2 separate regions of the Homo sapiens genome follow, and region 2 is linked to region 1. Evidence: read pairs that join two places in POLR2A ChIA-PET (ENCODE). Cell type or tissue: MCF 10A. All regions are shown on one strand. Links, peaks and the distances in the headings refer to the core of each region. The heading gives the core; the rest is flanking DNA. Region 1 has its middle 120 kb from the start of SLC38A4. Region 2 has its middle 83 kb from the start of SLC38A4.

The links. Peaks named below come from ENCODE experiments on the same cell type or tissue, not always from the same donor. Only the 100,000 strongest peaks of a DNase experiment are listed, where the experiment ranks them.
Region 2: POLR2A ChIA-PET joins it to region 1 with 27 read pairs; 1 of 35 experiments calls an interaction of 5 or more read pairs at or near these places.

What each region holds. Positions count from the first base shown.
Region 1 is chr12:46,700,983-46,705,382 of GRCh38, reverse strand. No RefSeq gene overlaps it. Among named protein-coding and RNA genes, the nearest start is that of SLC38A4, 120 kb to the left of the region's middle. In MCF 10A, for the core only: no CTCF peak of the experiment used is centred there; a DNase peak (open chromatin) is centred at 2,262.
Region 2 is chr12:46,906,496-46,910,895 of GRCh38, reverse strand. No RefSeq gene overlaps it. Among named protein-coding and RNA genes, the nearest start is that of SLC38A4, 83 kb to the right of the region's middle. In MCF 10A, for the core only: no CTCF peak of the experiment used is centred there; a DNase peak (open chromatin) is centred at 2,185.

The sequences.
Region 1 (4,400 bases), core at 119-4,118:
ATTGTGGAAGTCAGTGTGGTGATTCCTCAGGGACCTAGAACTAGAAATACCATTTGACCCAGCCATCCCATTACTGGGTATATACCCAAAGGACTATAAATCATGCTGCTATAAAGACACATGCACACGTATGTTTATTGCGGCATTATTCACAATAGCAAAGACTTGGAACCAACCCAAATGTCCAACAATGATAGACTGGATTAAGAAAATGTGGCACATATACACAATGGAATACTATGCAGCCATAAAAAATGATGAGTTCATGTCCTTTGTAGGGACATGGATGAAATTGGAAATCATCATTCTCAGTAAACTATCACAAGAACAAAAAACCAAACACCGCATATTCTCACTCATAGGTGGGAATTGAACAATGAGATCACATGGACACATGAAGGGGAATATCTCACTCTGGGGACTGTTGTGGGGTGGGGGGAGGGGGGAGGGATAGCATTGGGATATATACCTAATGCTAGATGACGAGTTAGTGGGTGCAGCGCACCAACATGGCACATGTATACATATGTAACTAACCTGCACAATGTGCACATGTACCCTAAAACTTAAAGTATAATAAAAAAAATGCTATGTCTTCACTTTTCTTTTGGGGACTCAGTCATACATTAAAACAGACAAACAAAACAAAACAAAACAAAAAACATTCTTGTTGGCTTCATAAAATCCTGAGTTATGTCCCAACTAATATTGCATTGGATCAGAACTTTATCTTTTGCATGGACTGCCCCTGGCTAGTCTCCTTGCTTCCAGTCCTAGCTCCCTCAAATCCTTCTCACGTTGATTACTCTAAATGTATTAGTTTATACACTGATTAGTTGAAAACACAAATAGTGTGGGTCAGTATCTGGCCTGAGTAGTTATTATCTGACTATCTCAGTAAAGACTTTGGCAATCAAGAGTATGTTAGACCAAGTAAACATCAAGGTCATCTGACAGATCTCCTTTAATGAAGCTTATTCTGTATTTATTGCTGTCACACTCTGCTCTCTCTCTTCTTACAGCTGGCCAATGGAACACTGCTAGAAAGTCATACTTCTCCACCAGTGTGTGTTTTCCGGTTCTGCCCTTCTCTCTTTTCGTTTCCTTTGGTCAGTAACTTCTCTGTATTCAGTTACCATTGTAGACCTCCACTATCCTCAAGAACCTAACATACTTGCTCTCCTCTCATTAGTAGCCAGTGACATTGCTCCCTACTTTACCAGGAAACTGCAGCAAGCAACTCTAAGCTGTTCCACCTCCTGCTACCCTGGAGTCGATTGGTGGTGATACTGTTCACCCAAGAGTCAGATAGGGAATGGCCCTTGATTCCTCACCAATCCTCATCCAGTTGACTACCAACCCTTTCCCAGCACCTCCCAAATGATAATTCCTTCTAACACTGATTTGGGGTGTCCTTATCATCTTTTATAAAACTACTGCCATAACTCATCTCCTGGTCTCCCTGCATCCAGTATTTCCCCTTTCAAATTTATGATCCAGCCTTTTGATCAATTGAAATCCAATTTCTCCCACGCCATGCTGCCTTGACTGCCCTATAACCATTTTTATATAGAGGATAAAATGTAAGCTAAGTTATTTCTTCTCTTTCTCCAGTACTTTATTGGCAACTGTATCATCAACTTTATGGATTTTAAAGCCTCTCCTGTTTTTCAGCCATTTGGAATCAGAGCAAGATAAAGAGGGCTGGTACTTAAAACTATTTTTGCTTAATGGCTGGATTATCTTTATAACTCTCAGCCCCCTGCTTCAGAATGAGAGAGAAGAAGGCAGCAGAAATAGAAAAGGAAATATTTGTTTTGTCCTGTTTTGTTCATTTTCAGGAACTTAGGATCCAGCAATGGTGGAACAGACATGGTACCTTGCACTCCTCAGCTAATAACTTACACAACTGGCATACAACAAACTGAGGCTAATTAATAGACACATTTAAGTAAAAACATGGCATTTGATAAAAGAAAGTTACCAGGCAAATTATTTTCTTTTGTAGGAGCCATGTAATATTCAAGTTAAGTTGCTTTTGTGGTGTTTTAATGTATTCTGTCACATTTGGGTTAGAATGTCTCTACTCCTGAGCTCGTTTGCACACGCCTGTGCAGTCACAAGTTGTGCTAGATGTGCGCGATTGGAGTTAACACCACATATTTTGGAGACTCGTCATGTCTGAAAGCAGGAGCTTCCTATTCTGGTGGATTGAGGCACGTAGCTGCTTGTTTCAGTTCACTTTTTCCTTCCCAAAAGGCTTAGCAACTCAAGGAAACTTGACAGCTCATTATTTAGGAACTTGGAAGAAGTGTTGAAGCTGGCAAGACTGAGCCTGTCTCCTCCACAATGCCTGCCTCCCTAATCCTCCATCCAGTTTCATTCAGTTACACAGATACTTATTAATTAGCCTAGGTACAAAGGACTAGGCTGGACACCCCAGGGAAGAAAGGAGCATGATACAATTCCTGCTACAGAAGTCGTATTATAGGAGTATTCCACAAATACCTATAAGGTACAAAGAAGTGTCGTGAGAGCTGCACAAAGTGCTACGTGGGAGGACCAAGCTAAAGGGAGGACACCCTTAATGCTTAAGGCACCACTGTGGACAGCTGCAGTCAGCCCAGTACTGCTCTTTACAGCTGAGCAGGGTACTCATCTGAGAGCTTTTTCTTATTTGGAAAATGAGGAAATTATCCTATGTCAAAGAGTTAGACTGACAATTAAATAAAATATTTTATGTGAGTTTCCTCAGCACAAAACCCAAAAGGTAACAGGAGCTTAGCAAATGTTAGTTTCTTTTGTTTTGATAGTATCTTTGAGATGGACTCTCCCCAAAACTGATGAGAGATTTACAGGTGGGAATGGGGTGTGGAGATGGGCATGAGAGGACACACAGGTGGGGAAAACAGATTTTGTTCAGAAAAGAGTGAATACTCCAGTTTTACTACAGAGGAGTAGGGAGACGGACTTGGAAGGATAAGTTGGGGGTCACCCTGAGGGGACAGAGATGTCTGGAAGGGCAGTATGTGCCCCCGTGAAGCCTGGACTTTGGAGCCAGACTGTTTGGGTCCAAATCCTGCCTCTGCCACACTTTTTCACCGTGAAACACAGAGCAGGCTACTAACTCCCTGTGCCTTAGTTTCTTTATTTATCAAATGGGGTTAATAAGAATATCTCTGCCAGATTCCTCTCCTGTGGATTAAAAGGGTTAAAATCTGTAAACAATTAGAACTGTGCCTGGTACATAGTAAATATTAATACCCAATAGATCCTCCCCAGCTCTTATGAGCAGGCTGAAATATTCATCATGAAGTCTCATGGCCAGAAGGCATGCTATGAGTGCATACCATTCAGAGGAAATTGGGTCTGCCTTTACTATGGAAAATGGTTCTTTCTAATCTGAGAAATGGCCTGCCTCTTTACCTGATGGCCATAATATGGAGGTTTCTTAGCAAAAGATAAAGAACAGGTGTGAACTCCTCCCTTAGACTTCCTGCTCTTTAAATCATACCTGCAAGCCCCTTCAACTCCATAAGAGTCTCCTCAACTCCATAAAGGTCTCCAGTTTGCCCCAGTGACCATCTGGAACTCCCAGCCAATAGCTAACATTACCCCTTCCTGCTTGCAGATGATTGGAGGAGCATTTATATAATGCTGGGTGGAAAGATGACTGAGTGACCAAAGACAAGCTTGAGTAACAATGGTTCAAGTTTGTGAACTAAAAACCTTGCTTTCACAAAGAAACTACCAGAGACCCTGGGCTCAGGGATTAGAGATCTGTGTAAACAAACCCTAGCCCCTGATCCCTGCTTGGTTGCACTCCAGAGGCTGGCTGTCTGGAGGATCCTCCCAAATAAGGAGCTTATCTGGAGGCCTGGAAACTTCCTGAGCAACCTCCCCTGAGATATTATCTTCAGCTGATAGGCATATTTGTGCAGTAACATTATGCCCTTTGGGTTAAGAGCAGGTATTGCCACTTGAGAAATAAACAGGTAATTGGAATTAATACTTTTGCTTTCAGAAAATCCATTATGAGAGAAATTCAATCCACATGGCTTACAGAAGCAATAATACATTCAATGTGAACACCAGACCTAATCTCCCAGCAAAAGGAAGAAATTAAGAGGGAAACAATGTGTACATTTGTGTAAATTCTGTGTGTATGTATATGTGCATGTACTATAACTCTTTGGTAGAATGGATGACTATGAATTTCACAACTTCAGAGTAGGCAGATGGTACAAGATTTATTGGGGAAATATGTAACCCAAGGATCAGAAAGAAGAGGTTTGGAGACCTGTGTGTTTTCAGAACCCCTGAGGCTCAGGAGTTGGAACCCAGGGCAGTGTAGCCAGACACACAGTGAATTTGCATTGCGGGGAAAGGACCCTGAACTC
Region 2 (4,400 bases), core at 301-4,300, 210 kb before region 1:
GCCTTCCTTTTAGTGAAGGTGATTTTCTCTCGTGGTATGTTTTAATTTCTTGCTTTTTATTTTTCATGTATCTGTTGTATGTTTTTAGATTTGAGGTTACCATGAGACTTGGAAATAATATCTATAACTCATTATTTTAAACTGATGACAACTTCACACTGATTGCATAAACAAAGTAACAAATAAGCAAAAAGAAAACTAATACAATTCAACACTTTAATTTCACCTTTCTGCTTTTTATGTTTTTGTTGTTTCTATTTATATCTTATTCTATTTATATTTCTATTTCTTGAAGTTGTTGTAGTTATTATTTTAATGAGTTCATTTTTTTCACCTTTCTACTTAAGATATGAGTAGTATACATACCACAATTACAGTGTTATAATATTTTATGTTTTCCTGTATACTATTACTAGTGAGTTTTGCACCTTTAGATGATTTCTTGTTGCTTGTTAACATCTTTTTCATTCAAATTAAATAAATCTCTTCAGCATTTTTTATAGTACAGTTCTTGTGTTGATGAAATTCCTCAGCTTTTGTTTGTCCGGAGGTCTTTATGTCTCCTCATGTTTAAAGGCTACTTTCACTGGATATACTATTCTAGGATAAAAGTGTTTTTCCTTCAGCACTTTAAGTATGTCATGCCACTCTCTCCTGACCTGAAAGGTTTCCACTGAAAAGTCTGCTGCCAGGTGTTTTGGAGCTCCATTGTATGTTATTTGTTTCTTTTCTCTTCCTGCTTTTAGGATCTTTTCTTTATCCTTGATCTTTGGGAGTTTGATTATTAAATGCCTTGAGATAGTCTTCTTGAGGTTAAATCTGCTTGGCATTCTATAACCTTCTCATATTTGGATATTGATATCTTTCTCTAGTTTGGGGAAGTTCTCTGTTATTTGAATAAACTTTCTACCTCTATCTCTCTCTTTATTTTCTATTTAAGGCCAATAACTCTTAGATTTCCACTTTTGAGGCTACTTTCCAGATCTTGTAGTTGTGCTGCATTCTTTATTCTTTTTTATTTTGTTTCCTCTGTGTATTTTTGAATAGCCTATCTTCAAGCTCACTAACTCTTTCTTCTGCCTGATCAATTCTTCTAGAGACTCTGATGCATTCTTCAGTATGTCAATTGCATTTTTAACTCCAGAATTCCTGCTTGATTATTTTAAATAATTTAATATCTTTATTGAATTTATCTTACAGGATTCTGAATTCCTTCTCCATGTTATCTTGAATTTCTTTGAGTTTCCTCAAAACAGATATTTTAAATTCTATCTAAAAGGTCACATATCTGTTTCTTCAGGACTGGCCCCTGGTGGCTTATTTAATTCATTTGGTGAGGTCATGTTTTCCTGTATGTTCTTGATGCTTTTGAACGTTCGTCAGTGTCTGGGCATTAAAGAGTTAGGTATTTATTGCAGTCTTCTCAGTCTGGGCTTGTTTGTACTTGTACCTCTTGGGAAAGCTTTTCAGGTATTCGAAGGGATTTGGGTGTTGTGATCTAAGCTATTGGCTACTGCAGCCTTATCTGCTTTAGGGGTCACCCCAAGCCCAGTAATGCTGTGGTTCTTGCAGACTCATAGAGGTACCAGCTTTGTGGTCTTGGGTAAGATCTAGAAGAATTCTCTAAATTATAAGGCAGAGACTCTTGTTCTCTTTCCTTACCTCTCTCACACAAATAAAGTCTTTCTGTGCTGGGCTGCATGGAGCTGGGGGATGTGTGACACAAGCACCGCTGTAGCCACTACCAGTGGGACTGTGCTGAGTCAGACCCGAAGCCAATACAGCACTGGGTCTCACCCAAGGCACTGTGAAACCACTACTTTGCTACCACCTATGTTCATTTAAGGCTCTAGTGTGCTACACTCAGCAGGTGGTGGAGCAGCCAGAATTGTGTTCTTCTCTTTGGGGTGACAGTAAGTTCCCTCGAGTCTTGGGTGGATTCAGAGATGCCATCTTGGAGCCAGCCTGGAGCTGGAAACTTTAGAAATCTACCTGGTGCTCTATTATTACTGCAGTTAAACTGGCACTGAAACTACAAGACAAAGTCCTTTCCACTCTGCCCTACCCTTACCCCAGGCAGAGGAATGTTTCCCTGTGTGCACCACCACCTCAGGCCCACAGGGAGTACTTCCAGGGTACTGCCAATGTTCACTTAAGGCCCAAGGGCTATTCTGTCATATTGTGGTGAATGCTGCCAGGCCTGTGACTCATCCTTCAGGGAAGTGGGCCCTCCTCTGGTGCAGGGTATGTCCAGAAATGCCATAAAAGAGCCAAGGCCTGGAATTGGGGATCCCAAGAGCCCACTTGGTACTTTTCCCCACTGTGGCTGAGTTCATACTTTTCTCAAGCAGAAGGAGTCTCTCCCTGTAGTCACTAGAGCTGTGAATATGCTAGGTCACACCTGAAACCAGCATGTCTCAGAGTCTCACCCAAGGTCCACAGCATGTACTACCTGGTTATCACCACTGATTATTCAGAGCTGAAGGGCTGTTTAGTCAGCAGGTAATGAATACTGCCAGGACTGGTTTCTTCTTTTCAAGATAGTGGGTTCCCTCCCAGCCCAGGATATGCCGAGAAATGTCATCTGGGAGCTTGGTCCTCTAGTGGGGCTCTCACGACTCTGACTGGTGTCTTTTCCTGCCTTGACTGAGCTGGTATCAAAGTTGCAAAACAAAGTCCTCTTTTCTTTTCCTTCTCTTCTCCTCAAGCAGAAAGAAGGGGTTTCTTTAAGAGCTGCAAGTTGTGCTGCCTGGGGTTGGGGGAGCAATGATGCAGGTGCTCCCTTAGCCACCCTGGCTTGTGTCTCACTAGGTTGAGTGCCCTCCAACTCCACTGGCTCTGAACCTAGCACAGCACTAGGACTGGTGGCCTAGACAGCCTTTCAACTTTATTTAGAACTTTATTTAGAACCCCAGAGCGCTGTAGCCCATGGTGGGGAGGCCTGTCAAAACTCAAGTTCGAACCCCTGGGATGGATGATTCCCCTCTGGTTATGGCTGGTCTAAATGCTCCCTCCGTGGGCATTGGCTGAGTCCTGCCTGGTGTTGGCATCACTGATTTCCAATGCAAAGTCCCACAGTCACTGCACTCTCCCTTCCCCAAGTGCACAGATTCTCTCTCTGTGCTGTAAGACTGCTGCAGGGGGAGAGGGGAGGGGTAATTTAGGCAATTTAAGACTGTCTTTCCTACCCTATTTAGTGCCTCTTTCAGTGATAGGAAGTTTAAAACCAGGTACTGTGATTGCTCACTTGATTTTTTCTTCTTATGAAGGTGCTTTTTTTGTGTGTAGATAGTTGTCAAAGGTGGTGTTTCTGCTGCGAGGATGATCTGTGGAGACTTCTACTGGCCATCCTGCTGTGCCCTCAGTCTAACTTTTGAAAGAGCTAAGGTTCTCAATTTTGTTACCATCCATGTTTATTTTTTATATACATCTTATTGTTGCTGTGATCAAATAGACAACCAAGTATTGTTTCTAAGACACCTATGATTCTATCTTAACCAACTGTCCAAATTTCCTCTGGCATTAAAAAAATTTTTAACTTTCTAAAAAAGGGGTCCTAAATATAGAAAAAAAAAAGCCCACAAAACGTTCAGGCCATCTTTTATACCTAAAACTATCTTTGAGATTTCCCAGATAGCCCCTGGAAAATTACAGATATTGTTTCTTTTAGTTTATAAAAAGAGAGATGCTGGAAATTAACTAGATTTGTTTGATGAGTTGCATGGGAAGATTTGTCAAATCAAGAGAGACATTTAGCCATCCCTGTGCTAACATTGTATAGGTAAAATTTTATTAATATTAATTTATCAGAAATTGTATGTTTTATGGTGAAGCCCTGGTATTTGTCAATATTTTCACTGTCCACAATATATTTTAACCCTAAGGAATAACACTGATAAAAACTCTAAGAAATAATTGTGTCAGGTTTTCCTATACTTACGAATCCTGGTAGTGCTTTACCTGTCTAATGAGCTGATGATTTCAGGCAACCACTGCATAATCAGTAATAATATTAGTAATTATTTAAAATTGTACTTGGATGAAACCTTATTCTTTTAATTTTAATGTAGTATTTCTAGTCTAGTAGCTCTCAATTGGGGATGCACATAAGACTTACTTATAAAGTGTTATAGCAGTACAGCTCTCTACACCCTACTCCAGACTTACTGAATCTTTTCACTTGTTATTCTTGGTATATTAGAAGTCAGGATAATTGTATACTATATCTCAAGATTTTTTCTCTATAAAAATTGTTTACCCATTTGTATAAATCAGATGTAACATTCATTGACAATAGACTTAATTGTTGTCAGGCACAGAAAGACAAATATTGCATGTTCTCACTCATACATGGTAGCTAAAATGGTTGATCTCATGGATGCAGAGAGAAGAATGATGGT